Linked DNA regions of Mus musculus: region 1 is linked to region 2. A link is a loop called in an ENCODE intact Hi-C map of the cell type or tissue named here. Cell type or tissue: heart. All regions are shown on one strand. Links, peaks and the distances in the headings refer to the core of each region. The heading gives the core; the rest is flanking DNA. Region 1 overlaps Gm35735 (a long non-coding RNA gene). Region 2 holds the start of Gm36140 (a long non-coding RNA gene).

What was found. Hi-C counts contacts between places; a loop is a spot of excess contacts. Peaks named below come from ENCODE experiments on the same cell type or tissue, not always from the same donor. Only the 100,000 strongest peaks of a DNase experiment are listed, where the experiment ranks them.
Region 1: it touches region 2 in a loop (2.0-fold over the local background); 1 of 42 quality-filtered maps calls a loop at or near these places.

Annotation. Positions count from the first base shown.
Region 1 is chr5:148,576,623-148,582,004 of GRCm38, forward strand. Gm35735 (a long non-coding RNA gene) reads left to right here. Exons shown (of 7, transcript XR_001785050.1): 5 at 433-517; 6 at 776-1,108; 7 at 1,729-2,432. It overlaps Gm35994 (predicted gene, 35994), which reads right to left. Exons shown (of 3, transcript NR_168911.1): 2 at 5,084-5,218; 3 at 4,489-4,926. Among named protein-coding and RNA genes, the nearest start is that of Gm35735, 7.1 kb to the left of the region's middle. In heart, for the core only: a CTCF peak has its summit at 2,725 (motif pointing left); no DNase peak of the experiment used is centred there.
Region 2 is chr5:148,631,035-148,636,416 of GRCm38, forward strand. Gm36140 (a long non-coding RNA gene) reads left to right here and starts at 2,874. Exons shown (of 4, transcript XR_868716.2): 1 at 2,874-4,350; 2 at 5,294-5,382. In heart, for the core only: no CTCF peak of the experiment used is centred there; DNase peaks (open chromatin) are centred at 1,627 and 3,097; H3K27ac peaks cover 1,459 bases.

The DNA.
Region 1 (5,382 bases), core at 94-5,093, 55 kb before region 2:
AAAGGCCAGCAACTTGCATCTCTAATATTATAACATATTATTATGTTATTTTTTTATAACATAGTATTTTTTTGTTTTGTTTTAAAAATAAGAATAAATGACCATTTTCTGTGCCGGTATTCTGGGCACTTTCTGTCTTACTTAACATAAAACCTTGATTTGATGAGCCCAACAAGTTAAACCATGTTTGAAAGCATGCCTTTATTTAAGCCTAAGCTTACTCTTTTTAACTGGATTTTTCTTCCTAATGGCAAGAATTTTACATTAGCAAAGGGAAAATTATTTGAACTCATGGGTAATTAAATATTGACTTTAGTGTATCTAAATTACTGCTCATCTTACAAAAAGATTAGAATGAGCCATTATTATGCATAATATGGCTTAGAAGGAAGATTAAAATCTCATTTCTTCTTCATTTTTCCTGTCTCACAGAGTCTTAGTGGCCTTGTCTCGCCTCCTGTCCCTTTTTGACATATCCCAAAGGACAGTGTATAAAACACTCCAGGCTCTTTCCCAGGTGGGTGTCCTGAGAGTTAAGGGTCATTATGCTGCCACCTGAGTAGCTTTCTTACTCCTAGAAAAAAGTAAGAGGGCCCACACCAGAGTTCCTCTTGCAAAATCACCAAACACCCGTGGCCAGATCCAATTTCCACCTACACAGTTTCTTAGAGCCACTCTGAAATTGGTGATTGGCCTGGCTCACACCGCCCTTAGGCTTGGTTCAACACCTTTACCTACCTGCCCAGGTCCTTACTAACCTAGGATCTATTTTTAGCTGTGTAGGTCATCGACCTCAAGGTCTACAGTACAACACGACGTCATTGCTAATAGCTTCAGCTGTCATCGCTCTGTGGTTGGCTCATCTGCCACGCCTCTGTCTTCCACGAGCCTGCCTGTAGCACTCATAGCAGAAGATGTCTTGTCCTCTTGCACAATGCCTAGAAGAGAGATGACACCAAAGGATGTGCTTGCTGACCCTCGGCCCCATCCCAAACCTGGGCGCATGGTCCTCTTCAAACAGGAGGAGTTCTAATCTGTTGTACTCAGGAATCAGGGGCCGAAGGCAAAAACACAAGGTTACTTACTAAGGGGCGTTTGAAGGTTTAAGGTTGGTAAGATAATTTTTAAAATTAAAACATAATTACATTTTCCCCCCATCTCCCTTTCTTCTCTAGTCCTTCCTATTTATATCTCCTTCAAACTCATGGCCTCTCTTTCTTCAATATATATATATATATATATATACATGTATATATATCACCTATATGTTATATATAAATGCATAAAGTATCTAAACAGAACTCGCAGGATCTGTTTAGCATTGCTTGTGTGTAGACAATGACAGGGCTGACCATTTGGCATTGGATAACCAACTCAGAGACTCATCCTTGGGGAAGACTATTTCTCCTGTTCTCAGCTTTCTTTACTGGCCATCAGCTCTTTGCCTAGGGTTGGACCCTGTGAGATTTCCCCCTAACAGACATTTCTGATAGTAAAATAAGAGGGGGAAAATAACTTAAGATAAACATACACCCATATATGTATATGTATGTATTACATATGGGTAAATTTGGATATGAGAGAGGTTATTATAAATGTAAATATGAACATGATATATACATGTATGTGTCATATATGCATACCTATATTACACATATGTATACAATAATACACACACAGTGGGTAACAATTTATTTTGATGATTTTTTAAAATGTATTTTCTCCCAGGATCGGTCTTTGTGGATGTAGAGAGCAACAGGATGAAAGAGAGGCTGATGAAGCAAGGAGCATTGAAAGAAGAATGCAAGGTTTAAGGGAGTTGGGATGGTCGCCACTGCTTGCTTCCCTGGTTTCCAAGGCCAGCAGGCGTTTCAGGGCACTGGTATATTAAGGAAGTTGGTTTATAATTACATGTCTTTCACAAGCTGCTGCCTTGGGGTCTGGGACACGAGCTCAAATTACTGTTTCTACTGGAAGCGATTCTCGATGCTCGTGGAGGCTAAGAAAAAATGTTTATTCAGTCTGTGTCAGAGGACCTGGGCTATAGCCATTCTTCACCCCCACCCACCAACCCACCTCCCTATATCCTCTGCACGTGCTCCATAGTGTCTGCTGGCCACTGTGAGTTCAGACGCCAGGGAAAAGCCATTCACATAAGGCAAACGCCGGTCATTTTACTAAGTATTACTAAGTTTGGTTTTATGAATTTGAAGTAAGAAACACTATATTGTGCTAACCAGTAGTAGCGCATGACTCTTAAGCAGAAGGCTCCAGGGGTCCCATTTTCTTGGGAGGATTGGCCTCAGGGGAGTGATGCTGTTGTCAAGAGTGGTTTTTTTAACCTACGTTTGATAAGCCCACCTGTAACGGTTGAGGGCGGGCTGATGAGGACGCTGGGACACTAAGGCTTTCTTGCCCATGTGTTGGACATGGGTTTTTTGTTTTTTTTTCAAGCAGTGTCTAAAAGTAATATATTTGTGGGAGCTTGGAGGCTTCCCGGATGTAGCTTCCATACTTCCTCATTTCTTTGCCCGTTCAGTTATTAGTATTTTTTTTTTTTTTTTTTTTTTTTTTACAAAATAACTGGGCTTGGGCTGGAGTGATGGCTCAGTGTTTAAGAACACTGGCTGTTCTTCCAGAGGACCTGGGTTCAATTCCCACTACCCACGTGGCAGCTCACAACTGTCTCTAACTCCCATCCCAGGGGATCCAGTGCCCTCTTCTGGCCTCTTTAGGCACTGCATGCATGCATATACTGCACAGACAGGCATGCAGGCAAACACTAAAACACATAAAACAAAAATAAAAAAAGTAAGTAGCAAATCAATAGGGTTCAATATGACATTTTCATGCGTGTATAGTGTGTGCTTTGATCATGTTTTACTCTCAATTGTACTCTCCTTCCTTCTGTTTTTATTACACACACACACACACACACACACACACACACACAGGAGCACACACTCGCACGCACGCGCACACACATACTTGCATAGATACGTGCATGTGCGCACACACACATACACTCAGATACTTGCATACAAACGTGCATGCACACACATACACGTGTGTGTGCATGCATACTTGCATACACACATGTGCATGTGCATATGCACACTTGCATACACATATGTGTACACACACCCATGTGCATACACAGAGAGACAGAGATTCAGCATATGAAAGAAAACTCATGCCATGCATTTCATCTTTCTGAGCTCCATGCATCCTCTTTCTGAGTTCCCTGTATCCCATTTGAAACATCATTGGTAAGCAGTGTAAGGAGAAAGTTGAGATGGATATCTGGAAACCCTAACAGAATCTGACATGCTCTGTATGTAAACTTGACGCTGCCTGACAGTCTGCCGAACTCTATTTCTTGTACCAAATGTTGAGAAGCTTGCTTGCCTGACAATCCCTGCCGTAATTGCCTGCCAGGTGTCCTGGTTAGTCATGCTGTGAGCATACTCATTGGAGCCCCCCCCCCATTTATAGTAATATCATTGTTCTTATCACCTAGCCAGTCGGCTGTCAGATCCCAAGGGGATATAGGACAAATAACCCTGGACCCAAGAACCGAAGCTCAATGATCACAGTATGCCCTGCATTTACATAACTCAGGTTCAAAAGTACACAAAGAAGCAAGCAACCAAATGGCTACATAAATAAATAGCAGTGCGCAGGGGGCATTAGAGGGTACCAGCACAGAGACTACAAGAGCGTCAGAAGGCAGGGATCTATGGGAGGAAGACTTCTAATAAATGGTTCAGAAGATAAAAAATCTCAATTTATGAAAGTGCTTCCGTCTGGTTATCTGTACATTTTTTTTTAAAGCTTAGTCAAGATGACATTTGGTTCTAACTAATCAGCTACTAACAGTGGATCCATCAAGAAAGACATGTTTCCTTCCTTGTTCTGTGATACTGAGCTAGAGTATGCCAGAGTCAAGAGAGCTCCCAACATCCCCACCCCCTCACCTCATATATAATTGTAGCCTCCCTCAGCCTTGAAGCAGGCTGATCCAGACTTTGACCTTGCTGCCACTAAGAAGGAGATTACCTAGGGTAGAGCCTTCTGACCTTGACGGCTCTATTTGCTCTTCTCCATGACTCGGCTTCCTGCTGAAAGGTCCTGGAGATGCATCGGAGACACACCCTGTAGATCGCCTATGGGCTAGCTCCAGGCACCAAGAATGGGCCGGTGTGGGATGGGCCTACCCTCTTTATAAGCACGGACTCTCAGTAAACTTCGGGGGCCTTGAACAGAAACGAGTCTTGGCCTCCATTATTCCCCTCGTCGTTCTCTCCCATACAGCTCCTGCCTCCCACTCAGGAATCCAGTTAGTGTGGCCGCAGGCGGCTACATATAATTCCCATGTCCTATGCCACTTCATAGCTCAAGATAGCTGCTGGAGCTCCGGCCATTGCATTCACCTTCTCATCAACAGATAAAATGGAAGAAGGGGGAAAGGGCAAAGTGTTTCTCTTCTGTTTTCATTTATAATTTATTGGCCAGAGGCAGACATGTGCTCTTATTATGTTCAACTGCATAAGAAGCTGGAAACAGTAGTGTTTGGGATAGCCACATGCGTAGTTAAAATAATGGGGCGAGTGAAGATGCTGGGGTACACAAGTCTCTGCTTTAGAGCTATGTTCCCACGGACGTTAGGGATTCATTGTTCCTCCGCTTCCCCTGATAATTTTGTAGGCGGTGCTGGCTGAAGTGTGCAATTTGTGTCACCGGGGCATGGGATTGGAATCTGAGTGACCAGCAGGAGTTTGGGGTGCCATAGAGAACCATGTCACAGAGATGGTCCCTGGCAGGAAGGGCCAGGGATGCTTAGAACAAAGGACAAGGTGAAGGCGGTCTTCTGTTGGCGGCTTCTGATGAGTCCTGGTGATCATCGCTATACAGAGGGTCAGAGAGCTGTGTGGACAAAGAAGGGGAATTGTCAATCATCAGGACGAAAGCCAGAAAAACCCGTTTTCGTCAAGTCCCAAGTTAAAGAGATCTTTGGGTGTGTTTAACATATTCCTGGTGAATTGTATCTGCCGCTTAGAAAAGTGAATGGAAGTTTCATTACCCCCAGTAGAACGTTAGCAGCAGGTGAGACGTGACCTGGCCTTTCTTAACTCTGCTTGTCTCTAACATCAAAGTCCCCGTGGACTCTGTCACCGTGGGTGCCGCAGGGTGGTATTTTCATTCTGCTCTTTCTTCCCTTTTATGCATTAAAAATGAAAGACATGGAGTTATTTCAAAGTTGCAATCCAAAAAAAAAAAAAAAAAAAGGAAAAGAAAAGAAAACCGTTTCATGGCAACATTAATTTATTTCCCCATTTTCCATGTCCTCTTCTAAGATTTTGCAATTAGCCGAATAATTGG
Region 2 (5,382 bases), core at 300-5,299:
GCACTCCTTGTGTATCAGAAAAATCTGGAGCCCTAAAAATGATCACTGCCGGATCCTACCGTCCCAACATCCTCCAGTGGGAGAGCCCTCATTGATCATTTGATCCCCACGTGTCTATCAAGCCAAGCCAGGTTGCAGAGTCCTTCTAAATCATGAGTGAGTTGACGTTCTGCCAGCAGCTCCTTTGTCTCTTTATCTTTGGAGCTGTAATTTCGAAGGGACCAATTTCCAGGTTATCTCACGGGTTCATTCCCAGAAGTGGGCAATTCTCCTCACTCCCTCCTTCTTGCTCCTCAACCACCCCCCCCCCTTCTAAGGTCTCTTTGTGACTCAGCATCTGAAATGCTTCCTGGCTTCCCCTCTGTAGCCTCATAGCAGTAAAGTGTTGGTTGGAAATAACTCAGCACGTAAAACGCTAAATGATAAAAATCCCAGGTAACAGTGTGTGGTAGGGATCAATGGATACGCACACCCCTCCACCTCTCTGTCGTGTGTCTCCTTCTAGCCCTTGATGAAGGTGGACTTGATGCTCTGGGTGGGTGGTCTGCTCTGGCAGTGGCACCTGGCTGGTACCCTGGTAAATGTAGTGAGCGCCAACAAGGCAATTGAGGTCCCCATCTTTTGCTCTCTATTCCTTTAAAATCCTTCTGGAACCATAGGTATGAAGCTGCTGATACTTACCAGGCATTGAATTTCAATGGGAATTTGGCCAAAGTCAAGACTGGAGAATCCGGCCCCATGGTGGCCAGTTCGGAGTGCTGAGTCAGGGCCTTTCTGCTGATTCGGTTGTCTCTTTGGGCTTATGTAATTCCAGAAGTTGAACCCAGAAGTTCTACTGCCAGGATTGGGGGCTGGGAGTGGGGGGGGGTACTTTACATTTGAGACAGGACAGATAACGTCCAAGGCAAAAGAAATAGTATCTGAGGGTGGAGGGCAAAGGGGTGTTTTGGAGATGTGAATACTGCATAAAATGTCCCATTGTAAGAAAGCCACTGTGGGTTTTATATTCTCAGACAGCGCCTTTTTTTCTTGGTTCACCTTAGATGTCCCCTCTGCTTGTGTTCCCTTACATTCTTTTTAGCTCAGGAATGGCTTCTTGTGTCATCTTGCCAATCAACCCTGGAATGTGATTTTAAATTCTACAGGAAGGATGCGTGAACTGTCAAGGAGATGCTGAGAACTGGCCCCCTTTACTGCAGACCCTGAGCCCTGGCTGACATAAAGGACACAGCCCTCTACTCTCCTCACATCCACAGAGACTCAATCCCAGGTGGGAGTTGTCCCACAGGGCTCCAAATGTCCTCCGCTTATTCAGGACACAGTTAAGCCTCGCAGCTTAGTGAGACCTGCCCTTGAGAATAACTTTTCAGGTCGAGAAACTGAAGCCTCCGGAAAGCTGAGTGAGTTACCTCGATCACATATCACCTGCAGCCGAGATGGAGCTGCCTCCAATTTCTGCCAACAGCTTTCTGCTTGCTGGTTTCTATCCATGGGCTAGAGAAGACAGAGCTGGCATCAGGACCACCCAGAGCTGGCGAAGGAAACTGTTCCTCGGTCACACACCCTCTTGGCTGTATGTCAGCTTGCAGGGGAGGAGGGGTGCTTTTGAAAATGTTGTCTAGGTACCGATTACACAGCCAGTGCCAAAGAGCCAGACAGGGAGGACATTCTTAATGTATGAAGTCATTGGCTTCCAGATCATTCTACTTGCAGAACAAGGTTGCCGTGTTGACGGCCACAGAGCAAACTCCCCCAAAGGCTTCTAGATGCAGCAGAGAGAACGTTAGTAAAAAAAAAAAAAATCTACCAAACATCCTGCGGCTTCACTCAGCATTTCAGGTTCAAATATTTGTTTTGTGCATCAGGAAACGGCTCAGGGCATGGAACCATCTCGCTAAGTGCAAGATTATGAGGCCACGTGGCCAGCTAAGTGCCCAGAGTGAGTCAGGATTTCTCCTGGGCGAGAACCCCTCCTCTAATCCACACCTCTGAACAATGGCATCAGAGTCAGAACCCATCTGGAGCCTTTCCCCTGGCCAGGCATCCAACTCTCCCATTGTCCTCTTTAGTCCCTTATGCCAATGTCTGTCAGTCCTTCACCCCTGTTGAATACTCCCCTAGTCCTCAGTGGCTAAGTTTGCCATCTTTGACTGACCACCCAACCAAGACTTAAGGCTTCCTTGTTCCCAGTTTCTTGTCAGGTGCTGTCTGCGAACATAGCCTTGTGCCTGGTGATGCCAGGTCCTTCCTGTCCCCTCCCTGTTCCTCTGAGGAGAGAAGGGACGTCACAGGAAGAGTCCTGGCATAGATTAGGCCATCATCCCCCGTGTCCTGGGTGGATGCCACTTGGACAGGTAGGATTCCTGAGTCCCATGTCATTCCCTCTGGACACACACAGGCTGGTGGCCAGGCCAGAGGGCTGATGTGGGGGGAGCTTGCCAGGTTTCTCATCAAATGGAATGCAAACACAGCCAGAGGCAGGCAGCCGTGGGCCTGTAGCCATGCTGCGGTCAGTGCTGGGTCTAGGGTTCACACCGAGCATCCTCCCAACCTGGCAGGGCCTGTGGCAGCGTCCTTCCGGTGGGAAGGGTTCTTTTGGAAAGGGCCTTCTAGGTGCCATGGGAGTTGGGGACATCTAGACTGCTGGTTTAAATCCCACTTAACTTGCAACTCCTGCAGTTTTCCATTTAAAAAAAATTTCCTGTATCATGCTGTTGAAAACCAGGTACCCTCAAACACCTACAAATTGAAAGTCACGGATGATAAATCTTTTACTGACATGGATGAAAATGAAGGATTACACAGGAGTCAGGAAAAAAAATATCTACCACAGTCTTGTCTCTCTGGCTCACCTCCCATTCAAATCAAGTGAAACCCCAAACTTACTGAAGTAGGTAGATTTCCCCTTTAGGGTTCTCTGTCATCTTTCTCAGCCACATCACAAGACCCATAGTCCAAAGTGTCCATTAACCCAGCTTTCCAGTGGGGGACATCCTAACACTGACCAAATATTAACACACTTCATAGAGTCTTCTAATCTGTGAGCTGGCGATACTCCAGACCCTGAGTCCTCACCCTCACTGCACAGATAAGGAAGCCAGCGTCTAGGGACTGGCCCTGGTTTCAAAACCTTTTTTTTTCTCCTGTGGTTCTATGACTAAACAGCACAGTGCCGACCCATGCTGGTCTGGCGCAGGCTCAATCTTGTGGTTCAGGAAGAACCAAAGCCCTCCCACCCCACCCCCAAGGCTTCAGTGTAGCAGACACCCCACTGAACTAATTAGGACCCACCTCTCTAGAACTGCAGACTCACTGGCATTAATTAGACACGCAGGAGCATTTTCTTCCAGTAATGAAGAGAATAACACAGAGGAGTCTCGCTGAAGGCCGGAGCATGGTATTTCATAAAGGTTACCTTCTCCACACGGGAGGAATGAAGATCCAGGGGCTGGGTTTCAATCTAGACTTCTCTCCTCCCTTTGGGCTCTGAAGTCAGTTGGAGCTTGCTTGGTTCTTTGGTTTGCTTCTTTGTACTGAGTGGGAGGTGGACTCAGGAAACTCAGGTCTTCCAGGCCAAGGGCTCTGGAGAAGGCCACAAGGAAAGTGACCCAGACACAGCATGCACATACGTCTGTCATCTGTAAATGATCATACTACATACCACACCTGTGTTCATATGGAAAGATGGGAAGATACACAAACATGCCACACAAATTTAAGCACACACACACACACAAACACACAGTCACACACACGTGTAGTCACAAACATTTGTGCATAAGTGCACACCCAAAGGCACATGTACACACATGCCACACTTAAAGTGGCAATCTCTCTCTGTTTCTATCTTCTCTTTCTGTCTCTGTCACTCTGTCTTTCTCTCTCTCTTGCTCACAGACACACACACACACATTTGCGGTTGTCATAGTCCCCAGTGTTTGTTCCCAGTGACTGGCTGGCTCAGCAGAAAATCTGGCTGAGTTGCAAGCTTCTGTTTGGAAGGTGGGCGTTGCCGTGTGCAAATACATCTCAGGTTCAGGAAAACACAGGTGGAGGGAAGCCAAGGGCACGTGCTGGGGTGGGCGGGGGTTCTTTGTCTTCACTCCCCAGAAGAATAACTTCCAAAATTGGAACAGCATTTCACCTATTAACCCCGACGATGTTGTGTTTCTCAGCCCACAGAGCCTCTGATGAACCCGGTGGGTGCCAACCTGCTGGGCACACCCTCCTCTGTGATGTAATCTTTTGTTGACAACATGTTCTGAACACACCCGTGGTAGACAGGACAAATCGGCAACCCGAGAGCAATCTTAATTTCAACATACACGGAGGAGTCACAAGTTAGGGCAGGTCAGACCCTCTTAGAGTGAGTGCGGCTTTGGGTGGTGGGTGTGATTCAGGCATGAATGGGAATCCTCGAATCCTAGAAGGAAGAGGGAACCAGAAACCTCCCCTCAGCAACTCAGGATGTCCTCAGCTTTTAATACAGCTTAAATCCCCCAAAGCATAGCCAAGGATATGGTCGCTATGCTGAATAGCACGCCAAATGGACAGGAGAGTGACCCATGCACACAGAATGATACAGTACATAGAGCAGATGGGAGTTAGATTTGATTATTCTGCCACAAGGAAACAAACTTGAAAAGAAGAACAATGAAGAATTACCGAAAAATTAGATTTGCTTAACTGTGATTTGTGAAAAAAGATTGAGGCAAAAAACGGTGCTTTTGAAAAGCAAACGTCTTGGATTGACCATTCAGTTTATTTCAGTTTTGTCAAATTATTAAACACAAATTTTTTTGTTTATATTTTTTGTGCATGTGTGCTTCTGTGTGTGGTGTCTGTGTTTATGTATGTGTGAGTATGTGTGTGATGTGTGCATGTATGTCTATGTGTGTGTGGTGTGCCTCTATGTGTGTATGTGATATGTATGTGTTGTGTGTTGTATGTGTGATGCATGTGTATGTGATGAGTGTATGTATGTGGGGTGTGTGTGTGATATATGTGTATGTGATATGTGTGCATGTATGTTTATGTGTATGTATGTGTATGTTGTTTGTTTATGTGTGTGTGTAGTGTGCCTCTGTGTGAGTTTGTGTGTGTACGTGATATGTATGTGTTATGTGTATGATGTGTGTGTATGTGATATGTGTGTATGATATGCATCTGTATATATGTGTGTGTGTGATATGTGGGTATATATGTGGAATGTGTGTAAATGTGTGTGTGCATGCGAGATATGTGTGACCAGAGGACAACTCGCAGAACTCAGCTCTCTCCTTCCACCATATAGGCTCCAAGGGTCAAACTCAGGTTGCCAGGGTTACAGCACATCTTTACACATCAATCCATCATGTTTGTCCTCCAAAAACTTTTGAAAAC